2 separate regions of the Homo sapiens genome follow, and region 2 is linked to region 1. Evidence: chromatin loops called from intact Hi-C (ENCODE). Cell type or tissue: endothelial cell of umbilical vein. All regions are shown on one strand. Each heading gives the region's core, and the rest is flanking DNA. Links, peaks and the distances in the headings are about the cores only.

Region 1 (8,154 bases), core at 1,569-6,568:
ATTACCCATCAGTGATGTTTCCAGTACCAGCTTCCAGGCTCCCTATTCTTCACAGATGTTTACTGAGCTGTTTAACAAGAGAGCCAATAGAGAGAAACAGTCTTCTCATCAATATGCTTGGTGAAAAGGAGAGTCAAATGTTAGCATGAGGTCCGAATTAGAACCAGAGTCCCCTGGCCGAGTGCTCTAACCACATTCCTGTCCCTCTCACAGCTCCATCAGCTGCCCCACTTTGTGTTCCCTGGGATTCCATCCTTGACCTTTCCTTGACTTTATGTGCCCTCCCCAACTATCTTCAAAGACAACCTGGATGCCAGTGACATTTAGTGACATGTTGCAGACTCCTGTCTTCTGCGTAAACTCTAGGGCTTGGTCCCACCTATCTTTGTGTGCCTTCATCTGATTACTTCATAGGCTTTTCAAACTCAGTATGTCCAAATACATCTGTATCTTTCACCACTCCCACCCAAAACACAAGAGAAATGTTTGTGTCTATTCCTTCTGGCTGTTGGTCCAAGAATAGAATCCTTGGGCTCATTTTGACTCTGAAGTCCTAACAGACATCTCAGTAGTTGACACTTCCTGGTCGTATTCAGCCGTCTCCATCTTTCCACCTGTTGACTCCATCCTAGTTCAGGCTTCATCCTTTCATACTTAGGCTATTTCAGTAGTCTTTGCCTTGTCATCCCTCCTTTGATCTTTCTGCCCCATCAAACCCATATTCCACACTGTCACTAAGGGTATCTTTCTGAAACATAGACATGGGCCCACTACTTCACTGAGTAAACTCTGGAAGTGTTCTCCAGTGTCTACAGGGTAAAGTTAATCCTCTTCAGAATATCATATAGGGCCATTCACAGTATTGTCCCACTTTATCCTTAGAGAATTTTCTTATCCTTTAAAGAACTCATACCTATCTTTTAAGACTCAGCACACATATTCCTCCAGATTTCCCAGGTAGAACTAATCATTCCTTTTCTGTGGTCCTCCATTGCTTTGTGCACACCCTGGTGCTCTGACACTGTGCTTGGGGCATTATATTGTAATGCCTCATTTTTAGGCTGTGCCCCTCTAAACAGTGAGGATCATGTTTCTCTTTATATTTGCATCTCCCATTTAGCTAGTGGTACTTGGAAGACAAGTGTTGTTGGAAAGGAAATAACTTCTTTCAGCTATGTGCGGTGAATGTTCATAGCGAAACACTAAACTAATCAATGCCTGTATTTCAGTTGTTCTTTTACTTATTTTTTAACCTTCACATTGTTCATGTAGGAAACACATAACCTTTGTAACAACTTTAATTTTTGGTAGTGATCCTCACCCTTAGACAAGAGGGTAGATGGAGGCACTCCTTCCTCCTTGTTTCTAGAACATTATGGCTCTATACTATTATAGATAGGTTTAAAATCTTAAAAGCTATCAGTTTTAAGTTCATATCATGTACCAGACTTTGTTCCTCATTGTTGTACATGTATTACCTCATTTATTTTAATTATTTCTATAACTCAATGACCATAGTACTACTCTTTCTGCAATTTACAAATGAGGAAATTAACGCACAGAGAGATTAAGTAACTTGACCAAGATCACACACTCAATAAGTGATGAAACAGGGATGTGAGTCCAGGCTGTCTTGTGCCAGAACCAATGATCTTGACCACTAATGGCCTCTGGAACCACTAATGACAGCCTTCTTTTTATCTTATAGCCACAGTTAATCATTTGTTTTCACAAAAGATGTGACACCTCAATTAAAATCATTAGTGGTCAGGAGCAAATGTGAATATGTTTGAATTTCTTGCTTTTGGCATCTTCTAGCTGGGACTCTGTTCTAATCAACACATTCTTCTACTGATACATGGAATCAAGGCATTTCATCTCACACTCACTTAAGTTAACAAATGATCACTTCTCACGGATGTGGGTAACAAGAGTTCTGAGTCATTAATTTGCTAAAATGTTTTCCCCATTGTGAACTTTAAATCTTTTCTCTTTTATCCTCATAATAACACACATATTTTTACCCCATGTACCCTAATAAATAACAGAGAATCTTGCTACAGACTAGAAATTCACTGACTCGGACCTTGAGGAGAAAAGTAAAGGGAATGCACTCCCAACCAACAACCATTAAAGGCAAAGGAGGAGAAGGGCTCTAATTATTCTGCTGGAACTGGAACCCATGGTTACAGGGTTCTGAGCATTTGAAACCCTCAGGCTGAAAAATCACTTAACTTTCTGCTATGTGTGTGTGTATTGTGGGGCTGGATTATGCGGAAGGAAAGGAATAAAATAAAATCCATTTCAAATTCAGAGTTCACCATCATTTTGCTTACACTCTGGAGAGAAGAAAAATGATCCTGTCACTTTAAATATAGCATAGACTGCCATATAGATCTTATTTTTCGTTCTTTCATATTTTCTTCCCTTTCCCTCCTACCATCCCTCCCTCTCTTTGCCTCCCTCTCCCTCTCTTTGTATGTCATTAGCTCACAGTTTTTCCTTGTTCTGCTATTGAAGTCACTTTGCTGTTTCTTTGCATTTGTTTTGGGATCATTCTGCATGTTTGTGTGCTCTCTCCTTATCTAGAAGGCCCACCCTTTGTATCTACTTGTTTCCTCTCCACACTACCCACTTAGGATACAATTTTGGGTATGAAAATATGTGCTAAGCAGCGGCTTGGGAACAAATTGCCTCTGCAGATAGCCAAAGCCCTGCACTCCTGGGCCAGTGGTTGAAGAATTCTCCTTTCATGGTGTACAGACTTTCTTGTTTTGTGGGTTTGCATTTTTGCCTCTAATCAAGTGTCTCTGTTTAAAATCAGTAAGACTACATGAGGGCTGATTCTGAGAATTAGAAGGCACAGGGATGGAAAAAGTCGTAAATGTGTAGGGCTGGGCAGCCCAAGGTCTGATTTGTTCAAATTAAGTGAGATAAACCCCATGGAATACTTAGAAGAGAGATCAGCATATTCAGGCACTGACCAATGTTTTCTTCCCTTCTTTTAATTGCTCCCTCAATTATTTTTCTCCATAAACACTTAATATCTGCTCAAGCTTTCCAGGGGGAAGAGTGCATTTTTGGGGGTAGGTGGGGGTGTAAGGATGGGATAGCTTACAAAATGCATAGATAGAAACTCATTCAAGCCCACTTGGTGATGTGATATTGTTTGTTAGATTCTACACTGACAAGTTTTCATTTTTACTCCATGTCATGGGTTGATTTTGGGATATTTAAGTCTCATTCTTTCTGTAATATTTAAATCTCAATTGTTCCACCTGGGGAGGTAGAAGGACAGAGAACATACAAAACATACACACAAAAAAAACCCCTCTGATGAACACAGGTAGAATGCCATGTAAAAACCAAGGCAGGGATATGGGTGATGCTTGTGTAAGCCAAGAAATGTCAAAGATTGAGAGCAAACCACCGGCAGCTGGGAGTGAGGCATGGAACAGATTTCTCCTCACAGCCTTCAGAAGGAACCAACTTTCTGACACCTTGATCTCAGGATCCTAGCCTCTAGAACAGGGAGACAATATATTTCTGTTGTTTAAGCCAAAAAATAAAAATAGAAAACAAAAATAATCCTCTCATGATTTACTGTTCTGTGGAGCTTGAAGGGGAAGAGACACCACGTGTTAGAATTCCCAGCCCAGTGGTCATGAGTTTCTCACATGCTGGGTTGCACAGGCCTTCCCTATATGGTCGAGGTCTGTTGAGAAATTCTGAGTGTTGGAGGCCTTTCCAGGGCCGCCCTCAGGAGAGAGAAATCCTGCTGCAGGGTAACTCCCTAAGATTAGAAAAATGTAGCTTCGCTGGCCAACTGAAGCAAGGAATGATTCATTTCCTGTCATTAACAGAGTGAGAAAGATGTCGTTCACAAAGTTCTTTAAGCTGGAAAAGCACATTATGTGAAATACTCAATTTCCTGATGGATGGCATCAACTCTCCTAACTTGCCTTTCAGCAGCAGCGTTGCTTCTGGACAGTTCCAGATTCTGGGGGCTGTTGGGTCACATGCTAACTGGCTCAGGTGCCTGATGTGCAATTAGTTGGGGGAGAAAGGACATTATGCTAACTCAACCCTGGGTTAAAATAATGACCTCGGCTATCCCCTGGATGATGTATCGATGTTTAATCCTCAAGTTGCTATATAACATTTCTAAATATTTAGCAACCAGATTGCAAGTTAAAACTTTCATGTTCAGGCTCTTCTGGTTAAAAATCAGCTAAAACAAAACAAAACAAACTAAAAAACGAAAGACCAAAAACTCAACCTCGCATTTAAAATTGTGCTGGTTATTATTTGTAGATAATCCCTTCTTGGTGGACTAATCTTTTCCCTCGAAAAACAAGTTTACATCACATAGTCTATTTAGCTTACTTGCTGATATTGCCAGATTATATAATCATAGGTTTGAATTGATAGAACACTCCTTTTTAAGGAGCTGAAAGAATTTAATCTTCTTTCCTATTTAGTTGCAGAATGCCCACAGGAGAAACAAGATGGCAACTAAATTTCCTTTTTTACAGGTGCCAAAAAGCCTATAGTTACAGAGAGGGTAAGTAATTTGCCTAGGATCACACAGCTAGAATTGGGATGTGGTATAAAAACCTAGGTGCTGTTTGCAGTTTAATGCTGCCAGCACTTGGCACTGATACCCCATCTTGAATGACTAATAATCTCTGTGTATGAAGTACCTGAAGAATATGGCCTAGGCTTTCTATCCCTGGGGCTTCCAAATGATACCTTACTTCATCACCACAAGAGTTTTATGATGTTGGCATTTTTATCCCCATTTCACAGGTGAGAAAATTGAGGCTCAGGGTTATATAGTGGGCAGAAGTAGAGATAGGGTTTGAACTCCAATCTACCTGACCACGTTATCCACTGCCTATGTAACATATATAAGAAAAGATATCTGGACATGAAACATACAACAAGCAGTGGTTCAATGACATCCAGGAGTCAGTGTTCTGGGAGAAACTGAAAAGTAAACATTTTAAATAAATGTTTATTTTCTGGCTCCTGGTTATAATAAAATTGTTAGTTTGTGTTTCCTTTTAGCCAGAGTTAATATTCTAAAAGGAAGTGAGAGTTGCAGCTAACAGAGTTTTTATATAAGAGGGAAAATAAAAAGAGCACAAAAAAGAAAGGATGGTACTTGAAGACAACTTCCATGTAGTGTGGTATTGGCCAGTCCTGAATGGCTTTGGAGAGATCTGATTTTGGGCAAGGACACTGGACAGAGAGGGAGAAGGGGTAGGGAAGGCATCACTGGCAAGATATAACTAGACTTCACGAGCCTCAGGGCCCTCCTCACCTCAGTCAGAAAGACAGCAATACCACCTAAATGCCAAAATCCCAGAGGGGAAACAGTTAAAACCCAAGACACTCAAGGAGAGAAGGGTTTTGGAAATGTCAACAGGAGAAAAAAAGATTTTCCTGACTCAGGCCCTCTTTGATGACCTAGGAAAACTGGCTTGGGAATCAAAGTAGGGTGAAGTATGGTCCTGGTATCAGCATCACTTGGGAGCTTCTTAGAAACCAAATGCTCAGGCCTTACCCCAGACCTACTGAATCAGGAATGTTGCGTGGGGCCCTGCTGTCCAGGTTTGAGTCAGCCCTGCAGGTTTTGGATGCACCTAATCTTTGAGAAACACCACTCTGGAACATACAGAGGTGAGCCCTGGGCAAAACGGTGAGAGAGAAGCTTGTCCCAGGTACACCTTTACATTTATTAATGTGATTATTTGATTCATAGCCATGTGCCCTTCTAGGCTGTAAGTCAGACTGTGTGGCACACAGGAAGATACATTACTCAGCTTCCTTTGCAGTCAGATTGGAGCCATGTGATTGGGTTCTGGCCAATGGAATGTCATGGAAGTGAGGTCATCCATGTCAAAGCCGGGGTCCTGGTTGGTATAGGGCCAGCCTGTATGAGGACTCTGAGAAATAAACTTACATGAGGTAACTGCGATCTGGGGGTTGTTTTTCACAGCAGCTTCATTTCCCTGATTAATACAGGTTATGAGCAAAAAATTGGGCAAGGTCTGATCCGTTTTTGCTTTTGATTATATTCAGGGTGATCGTTGAAATGTTAACCAATGCTGTGTCAGTGGGACCAGTCACTCTACACAGACACTGACCACAGGGCTTATAGGGTCCTGCAGGACCTCTGAATTGCCATAGTTAACCCTTTAGATCAGGGATTTGGGGGAGCTCCAGAGGTTCAGAGGGAGAGGGCATTGGCTGGGACAGTATAGAAGAACTTCAGTATTTTAACAACCCATACAGCCGTACTGGTGCATGCCAATTGTATCACTAATATTCAGTACAGTCGTGATACAAGTAGGCAGACAACAAATACTTTTTTGAATCAAAACCAGATAATTTGAACATAATGTAGTTGGGGTCCTACTGAGCATTGAAGATAACAATTGCAGACATCTGTTAGGAGTCTCCCCTGGAATAAATTGTCTACGGAATCTACAGGCATCCATGTGGGCTCCATTTTACCCACTTCCTTACTCTAAAAGATGGATGGAGACCTCCATTTAGAATGGAAGTCCTTGGCTTTGTTGGGTTTTTGAATCCCTTTGGTGTTTAATTTGAGCTCCTTTCCTAAACAAATGCACATATACCCATAAATATAAGGATGTGGATACTGTTTTAGGGGGTTCGTATGTCCTTTGGGCTCCATCTCCAGGAATGAAAAGTAAAACAAGGAGGAAAAAAATTCCTGGAAGTGGCTAAGTGTGAACCAGGACCTAGTTGCCTTTGAGCATAGAATATGTGTAAATTGCAAAACCAGGACTTAACAAGGTTTCTGCAACATCTATAACTTTCATGACATTTTATTTTCTCGGTTCCTGTCTTCTCATCTGTAGTGAATAGCAATATAAACTCTTAAAAAAAAACAGAAAAGAGTGTTGCATCTTTGTGTAGAAATGGGTATTAGCATTCATGTCATAATTTGTAAATTGAGTTTGACTTATATATCAAGGCAACGTATAAAAATGCTGCACGGGGTGCTCAGGCACTTCCTTCTCTGTCTCAGCTTCTTAGAGCTACAAGAGGTTCCTCATGCTTCCAGACCTTGTTTATTTTAACATCCACTATAGGGGACCCGTCTTCCTGTTTCCCAACTGGATATAAAAACTGTTGGATGGTGAATCCTGCAGATCTGACGGGAGGAATTTCTGGCTAGTGGGAGGTGGAATGATTCACTTACTGATGTTAGTGCAGTGAGACAAATCTCATTCATAAATGTTCTCTCACTTGCAGCAACTTTAGCTTTACTACGTTTTTATTACTGGATCATTCCAGAACCTGATGAGTCTTTGGCATGATCTAGAAGGATGTGAGGACACTTGCTATTCCACAATGCCCTATTTAAGGAATAGTGGGCACTCCAGGGACCAGAGCTAGATAGTCATCCTGAAACAGAGATCAGGGTTATGCTTGACAAAATGAAGCATCAGTTTTGTTTTTTTTTTTTTTTTTTTTTTTTTTTTTTTTTTTTTTTTTTTTAGGATGATGTAAGTCAAAAATCAACTCCCATTGAGGTTAAAAAAAGTACTGGCTGCGTAGCCCTGTTGCTGTCAAAGGAGCCCTCATTTTCTCAAGCCTGAGAATTGAGTATTTTAGGGAAAGAACTTTAGAGGCCTTCTGCAATTTGCAGATGAGCTTGAAGTCCTGGGAGATGAAAGAACTTGCTAAAGGCCAGTGTCTGTCCAGGAGATGACAATACTGCCGCTTGGCAAGGGCAGGTTTTTTGTGGAGAGGTGTAATAGGGAAAAGGTGAAGCATGGCCAAAGGAAGGGGTGTGGGTAAGTTTGGAATGGATTTGTGCTTAATCCTGGGAACCATAAAACATTACTCAAGATCTCTGAGAGTGAGGGAAAAAGTGCCAGGATTTGTCCATGAGATAAGTTGAGAGGGGAACAGAGAGGGCACATGTGGTGAATGTGTGGAAACAAATCACCTGGTTAGTAATTTTGCCTTGAGCCTACCATGAGTTTGGTGCTCAAACTCAGGGCAGTCCTCACCCACACACCCCAGAGGGGTCCCCTCCACACATGATGGGCTGGCCAGGGAGAGCGAGGCTGAGCCAGGGACAGGGGTGATCAGGGAAGGAGGACATGGTGC
Region 2 (8,154 bases), core at 1,742-6,741, 100 kb after region 1:
CCCACACTACCTCCTACACACATAGGCACCTATAATCAAGTCATACTCAATTAGCCAGAATTCCTAAAATATACCACTCTATTGTTTTTATGATTTGTTTTTTCTTTATCTATACTAGTTTCCCTCTCATGTTGATGAAATCTGACCTACTTTACAAGTCCACAAGTCCTACTTCAAATATAACCTCTTCTTAAAACCTTATGTGACTTCTTCCCTCCCCTCTCCTATTCTCTTCCCCCTATTGCCCCTGGAAAGATTGTAGCCTTCTCCTAGTTACTTCACCAGGACATTTCTGCTCCCTACAGAGCCAAAACTTGGAAAATGTATTCTGTAAAGTACCAGACAGCAAATATTTTAGATTCTGAGGGCCACTACATGTATTTGTTGCATATTCTTCTTCTTCTTCATTTTTTTTTAATTTAAAAAAACCTTTTAAAATATAAAATTCCTTCTTAGCTTAGGGACCAAGCAAAAACATGCTGCAGTTGGCTGCAGCTTTCTGATCTCACCCTTAGAGGATAGAGATCATATTTCATTCTTCCACCCCGTAGAGTGCCTGTCCCGAGAGTGTGCTCAATAAGGATATGCAGTTATTTAATAATGAACATAAAATAATCCGTATTATTTGAGTGCTTAAAGTGTGATAGTGACTATTCTAAGAATGTAAAGTAGGTTATATCATTTGGTCTGCACAAAATCAGGTTATACTGTTAGCACAATTTCATAGATGAGGCAGTTGAGGCATGGAGAAGTTGAGGGATTTGCCAAAGGTCACACAGCTAAATCTCTTTAAGAAGTTGGAAAAGGAATGGGACTGGGACAGGAGGCAATTTTATATGTTTATCCTCTGTTGGGGTAGACTCCCAAAGAGGATAGAATGTCTCTGAGATCAACATACTCAACATCCCTGTCTCTGATGAAAAACAAATGTAGATAGACATGTAGCTACAGAGTCTTCGACGTAAAAATTGGATGAGCTTCAAGAATAATTAACACATCTGTTCCCTTTTATGTTTATCACACAGTTTAGAGAACATAGCAAAACTGAGTTTCTAAGAGGTTATGTATTATTACTTTTTAAAACATGAAAAGTCTTGAATATATTACCATCTTCATATTTTTTTTCCTTAAAATCTAGATAAATCCTGTTCCTCTTTAAATATAATAATATCCTTCAAACAAAACACTTTGTCTAAACTAGTTTACTCCAAAAGCATATCTGGTTTTGAGTAAGAAGCTAAGGAAACATATCATTTGAAGCCACATACAAATGTTTTGTTTTTTTAAATTTTTTTGACAAAAAAGGAAAAGATAATCATCTTTGTGTTTTATAAACAATGTCACCTCATGGCTGACAGTTTTGTGACAGAGTGAACTAATGTGAGTTGACATTGAAGATTTTGATGCTGCTTTTTGGAAATCCCAACAGACTAGACTCTTTAGCACAGTGGGATTGGAACTTCAATAATCAATCAAACCATCATCATGAACCAAAATACCCTCAAAGCAGCTGCAATTTACAATTAAGGGATAATGATCTTTATAGGAAAAATTACAAGGACATAAAAGGCACCTGCTGTCAAAATTAGGTTTGCAAAAAGCAGAAGCTGTTTCACTGCTGTAACTTTAAGCAATGATTATTATTAGGGCAATTTAAAGCAAATTAGTAGGTGTTTGGAATTCAAAAAACAATATATTTACATCAAGAGCAGTATTGTGAAGACAGTTAATTTTTCCTGCTGGGAATTAAATGTGTTTTATCAAATGGCAACTGTGCCCTTTCCTGCATTGAATTCCACCAGCTGGAATGCAGATGCAAGAGAGCAACTCAGAACAGGAGCATTGAATCTAAGGTGCCCAACAAAGGCCTATTCTTTAAAAATAGAGAAATAACTGGCATTTTGTTTCAGTTTCTAGATATTAATATCTTTGACTTTTAGTCACTGACATTTTTCCTTTCCCCAGAATTTCCTGTTGCTTATGTTATTGTATTCCTAGGCATCGTTACTGACAGCCAAGTAAACAAAAAGCAATGAAATAAATGAAAGAGAAAATGATGTGGTAGCAGCATAAATATGGACTGCAGATAGGTTGTCACTTGGTGGGCATTGCCTATTCTCACAACTATCATGGTTACCTCTGAGAATTAAGGAAAATTAGAATTGTAGATGTAGAGCATCATTCCTTCAAAATAGGCACTTTCAATGTGTTCTTCACTGAGGACACATTGTTCCTAATCACTGGTTCAACTCAAGTTGGGTCTTGTGGTCGAAAACTGGAGAGGACTGTGTCTCTGTTGCTGACATAGTCAAGGGACTGGTTGAGAGAAACGTGGGAGGGGTTTGCTACTGAGTCCGTGTCCTCGGCTTACCTGGCATAAAGCCACACAAAGGATAAAATTAGCCATCACACGATGGGGATGAGGTAGAAACTCTTTTCCCTTATTAAATTAAAAAAAGAATTTCTCACATATTTCACCTGGGGAGCAACAGCACAATCAATGGCAGGTGGGGCTGAGAGGAATGGCTATTTGATTGGTGGACTTGTTCATTTGGTAACGCATTTCTAAAGAGTTGAGCAAATGCTGTAGGTAAGCTGGGCATATTTATTTTACTTGTTACATATTTTATTTATCAACTTATTATTTTTTATTACATATACAACCAGTGACTCCCTGAGAGGATTATTAACCAGTGGCCAAGTTATGTCAATCTTATTTCTGCAGGAGAGCAGTATTATAGAATGATTAAGCAATAAGACTCTAGACCCAGAGATGAGCCACTAAATGGGTGACCTCAGGTGATTTTTAATCAGTTTCTCAGATTTTGCAACTGTAAAACTGAAATGATAAAACTTACTTTATAGGAATGTCGTGAAGATTAAATAAGCTAATGACTTAGGCTCAGAACAGTGCAGGGTACATAGTAAACACCAATAGATGTTAGCTCTTATTGTGATTATTATTAGTTTTTCGATCTGCCCCTTTTTCTCCATTCTCACTGCAATGATGCTTCAGCTACTTGTTAGTTCTTGGTTAGACTTTGAAGTCATTCCTCACTGACCTCTCCATACTTGGGATCTTCTCAGCTGCATTCATCTTACATCCTACTGCCAGATTAATCTGGTAGATGGCTAAGGTTTTTACTCTCCTGCTCAAAAAGACTGAACTTAGAAAGTAAAGTCTTTAATTCCTGTGCTTGGCACTGATGACTATACTAGTTTCCACTGTCATTTACCATTGCTGCCCTCAACCCAGCCAAAATGGACTTTTTTTCTCTTCTCCATTTATGTACTGCATTCTCCCACCTCCTTGCTTGGCTTACGGTGAACCATCTGCCTGTATCACCTTCCTCTTCACACTCTTCCCTATTTGGCCAAGACTTACTTATTTTTGAAGCCCACCTCACAGGGCTCTAGCTATGGAGACTTCTTGACCCCTTCCATAGTTCCACAAGAGGTAATATACCCTTTCTCCTACCTTTCATACCAATTTATCTGTATGACTCTTATGTTTCTTTTTATTTATTTATTTATGTTTTAGTTACTTAAATACATTTATTAGTCATTAGTTTAGAGTAAATTAGTTTAGAGTCATTAGTTTAGAGTACATAAATTTACTCTAAATTTCCTTCCCATTTTTACTTTAAATTTCCTTCACATTTACACAGCACCTTATTCATAACCAGTGCTCAGTGCACACACACTGAGTGAATGAATGACTCTCCTTGGCTCTTCAGGCCCAGCAAGGGGCTTTCAGCTAATAGATGTTCTGTGTCTTAAAATGTCTTACATGATTTGAAAAAAGGAACCAAAAAATTATTATTCGTTTTCAACCAGCATTATTAATTATTCATAGTATAGCCTCTCTGACTTTTTCTAGTAAGAATTGCATTTTGAACTTAACAGAAATCACAGGCTTTGGGAGTCCACATAGACCTTAGAGGGCATGGTCCAATCCCCTATGGGAAAAACTAAGGCCTAGACGGGGAGAGTGACTAATCCAAGATACAGGTAAGTTACTGATAAAGCTGAGACTGTTAATGAGGTCTGTACTCTCGGGCTAGCATGTTTTCTTTTCTATTGTCATAAAATCTCTTTGTGGTCTAAGAGTAGTAATCAGAGAGTTTGAATAAAGTCCTTTTCAAACTCTAAAATAATTTTCAAAGGGAAACGTAATTTATCATTTATAAAGAAGTTATAATTAGTATAATGGCAAATCTTGAAGAATGAGACAATTTAGACTGCAAAATATTTGTGAAACTTAAATATAAGAAATGTTGAAAACTGGGATAGGAAGACATCTGTGTACATTGGCTCTTCCTGAATGGCAATAGCTGACTCACACTTTTCATATGTATGAATAGTCGTCTACACACTCACTGCCTTCCCTTCCCTCCATTGCAAAGTCATTGTTTGTTTTTCTCTTTCTCCAAATAGTAACCAGTTATTTTCTCAGAGAAGGATTTTCCTCATCTGTAAAATGTAGATGGTAATTTTTACCTCTTTGTATTTATGAGGATTTAAGCAATTGTGTCTGAAGCACCTGATGCAAAGCAAGTGCTGGTGATTGTTAGTCCCACTTCCTCTGTCTGCCTGGCCAAGAGATAGCAAATGCATCACATACGTGTTCTATTCCCTATTTTAAGACCAGGTTAGACAATAAGAATCTTCGTAATACTTTCAGAGCCTAAAAAGAGCCTTAGCATCCCTTTCAGCACAACACTTTAGACAGCTACCATCAATCAGATGGAGTTTACACATGAGAGAACGTATTTGTCATCTCGTCCTAGATTATAAACTCATTGAAGGGATAAGTGAGAGATGATATTTTCCTCTCATTTCTAAATATGGTTCTGCTACATCTGTCTGCTTAGTTTCCACCCCATCTCAGTCTAGCACTTTGCCTTCTGACTTTTGTTTTATTCTGGCTCTAACCATGCTCTTGATTTCTATTTCTTTTCCCATATTCTAATGTGATTCCAAGAAACCAAAATTGTCATTTACTAGGCTATAGATATATAAAGTTATACTCTGCTGAGTTGACTGTAGCAACTTTGTTAATTTGTTATTTTTCCATTTTCTCAAAAAAAATAAGCATTTCCCTCCCTTTTGTTTTTAACAAAGAAAAAAAAAAGAAAATATTTTAATCCAAAACACAATTTTGAAAGTATAAAGATCTGACTAAAAACCACAAAAACAAAAATTAAAAGCTGAATGTGATATTTTGCGGACATTTCCTTATATATCGGAAAAACATTGGTCTGAACATATTCTCTTTTTGAGTTTTGGAAATTCCTTGCGGGTAATTTCTGCTCCTTAATTGTGATTCTAAACATGTTAGTTAATATTGTTCAAAATGATGCAGAGGTGGCTAATATCCAACATTAAATAGCAGTGCTGAGATCCAAACCCTATTTTGACTGGACCCAAAGTCCCATCCTATTGACTACCGCATAGTACTGTACTGCCTCCCCAGACTAAACTGTCTCTCCGTGCTGGTTCTGCCACTTACTGTGTACCTCAGGTAAGTGTTTGAATTTTCCAATCCTGTTTTCTTATCTGTAAAACCAGGAATGTGTCATGAGGGCTTATAGGAAATATTTGTAATGAGTTCTTACTGAGCGCAAGACATGTCCAAAACACCACAGAAATCATCATTAATTTCTCCAAGTGTATTTTCAATGTAAAAAACAAGGAAAATATTTATGCAAATTTTCCACTGGGAAAATAGCATTTTATTTCCTTCTTCTGGAAGAATGCATGACCTTTGACAAAAATCTCAAACTTAAGCAAAAAATTGCTTAATAAGCTAGAGTTTGTCAGACTTAGTGAGAGATGTAATGAAAGATCATTTGCATTTGAATCCCTTTTTTCTTTCTTTTTAATAAAATAATCATCTTCAAATACTTTATAGAAAGCTAGGATTTAAAAAAAAAAAAAAAAAAACAGCCTTAGCCTGAGTAAATGGTAAAAAGGAATTCAGTGTTAAGTTTTAATTCATTTAGTATTGAATGAATATATAATTAAAAGTATACTTTTAATTTAAATGTGTCTCAGGGGAAGGATGTACATTAAACTGTTAAAATAATGTATCTTGATGGTGACAGAAATATAGTTGGAGATGAAAGTAAGAATTATTTTTTATTTTTGTCTTAATTGTTACAATAAGCATGTACTAATATTTTCAATAGTGAATATTTTAAAAAGCATTAAATTTTTAATTTTAATTATTTTTAGTTTTGGCCCTTTGTAAAATTATGATGCAGCTGAAGTTTGTACTGTGTGTGTTCTGCCTCTTTGTTCAATAAGATTTTATCACATTTTCCTCTGTCCTTACTGCAGCATGTATATTATTTTTCTATCAAAGTTTACTGCCAAAAAGGGTATGAGAAATTAATATACCCTAAATATATAAAATTTCTCACAATAAACCTTTCTGCCTCTCTAAAGGATATTTGCTATTCAACAAAGGTTAAAGTGATAAGGTCAGACATAAAGAGCCTCTTGCTTGAATTTCTATTATCCATCGGCAAGAGGGGCACAAGTGTTTGAACGTGAGGAAGACTTTCTGGCTCCTTAATGTCATATAATCCAGATGTTGGAAGTGTCCTATTTTGCTATATGCATAAATATGGACCTGGTTACTGGACCATATGGTAGGATTATTGAATGACTGATGGTGGTGGTTTTGCCCCAGTATATGTAGACCATGTACACCATTATGAAAACTTTTTTTTTTTTTTGGAGACAATCTTGCTCTATCACCTAGGCTGGAGTGCAGTGGCATGATCTCAGCTCACTGCAGCCATGACCTCCTAGGCTCAGGTGATCCTCCCACTTCAGCCTCCCAAGCAGCTGGGACTACAGGTGTGCACCATCATGCCTGGCTTATTTATTTATTTATTTATTTATTTTGTAGAGACAGGGTTTCACCATATTGCCCAGGCAAAATCCTGGAGTCAAGTGATCCTCCTGCCTCGGCCTCCCAAAGTTCTGGGATTACCAGCATGAGCCACTGTGCTTCCTGTAGCCTCCCCTCCCCTCCCCTCCCCTCTTCTCTTCTCTTCTTCTTTTTTTTTTTTTTTTAAGTGAAACTAGGAGCCATTGCAAGGGTTTGAGCAGATGAGAAATAAACTAACTGCTTTAACTTTTAAAATGATTACTCTGTTGGGTTGAGACTAGGCTGCAGAGACTAAGGATTGGAAATAGATCACTAAGAGGCTGTTGCGGTGATGTAGTTGAGAACTTGCATTGAGTGAAGGCAGTGGTGGTAATAAGGATTGCTCAGATTCTGGATATATTTAAAGGTAGAGCCAACTGGTATTTGACACCAATTCTTGACAAAGTCCTGGTGAAAAGTTTCGCTAGAAAGGGCTAAAAGAAGTGTTGGTTCTAGTCTACATTGTCTTCTCTTTCTTCTCCTGGTTCTGAGAAATCCTCCAGTTCCTTCCAATTAGTATTTGATTTAGGTCAAATGAATAACATTCTTTTATCAGTATTAATAGACTAAAGAAAGTTTATCACTCTCTTTCATTGCTGAAAATTGAAATTTTAAGTATAGAATCTTCATAAACTATCTTAATAAAGCTATGACGATTTATGTTCTCTTTAGTATTTATAGGTCCGTATGGTACTAGAATTTAAGGAAATGTGGTTCTCTAATATCTATACTGCAAACAAATGTCTGCTGCAGAGCTCTGGAAATTTTAAGAATGTCTGTTTTTTATCACTGCAGTGCATTAGTATTGCATTATTAAATGTTATTCCCTGGCCCAAACTGCATCAGTGGTTTTTTTTTCCATTTAGGTTTCTCCTGTCTACTTATGTATGAATGACATCAAACCAATGAAGCCACTGTGAGAAATCTGCCACTGATACATAATTATTTACTTATATTACCCATAAGGAGAACATTATCTGTTTCTTATCCATTTAATTAAGAAGAAAGACTACAGAAGATATTTGTTTATTTCTCCTTTACAAAATGTTTTCTATCTGGCCATGGCTATAAGACAAATAAAGGTTTTAAAAAAATTTTCAAGAACATTATTGTACTTTCTGTTTAGTACCCCAGTGGCATGAGAACATTTTGTGATATTTTCTCAGTTCAGTCAAAGAAATCAATGGCAACCAAGCTGAATGGCTGTAAAATGT

Evidence for each region. Hi-C counts contacts between places; a loop is a spot of excess contacts. Peaks named below come from ENCODE experiments on the same cell type or tissue, not always from the same donor. Only the 100,000 strongest peaks of a DNase experiment are listed, where the experiment ranks them.
Region 2: a loop joins it to region 1, with 2.8 times the contacts of the local background. A loop is called at or near these places in 3 of 110 quality-filtered maps.

The regions. Positions count from the first base shown.
Region 1 is chr5:67,297,719-67,305,872 of GRCh38, forward strand. No RefSeq gene overlaps it. Among named protein-coding and RNA genes, the nearest start is that of TILRLS, 34 kb to the left of the region's middle. In endothelial cell of umbilical vein, for the core only: no CTCF peak of the experiment used is centred there; DNase peaks (open chromatin) are centred at 3,833 and 5,873; H3K27ac peaks cover 3,294 bases.
Region 2 is chr5:67,400,441-67,408,594 of GRCh38, forward strand. No RefSeq gene overlaps it. Among named protein-coding and RNA genes, the nearest start is that of TILRLS, 140 kb to the left of the region's middle. In endothelial cell of umbilical vein, for the core only: no CTCF peak of the experiment used is centred there; DNase peaks (open chromatin) are centred at 4,071 and 4,371; H3K27ac peaks cover 3,155 bases.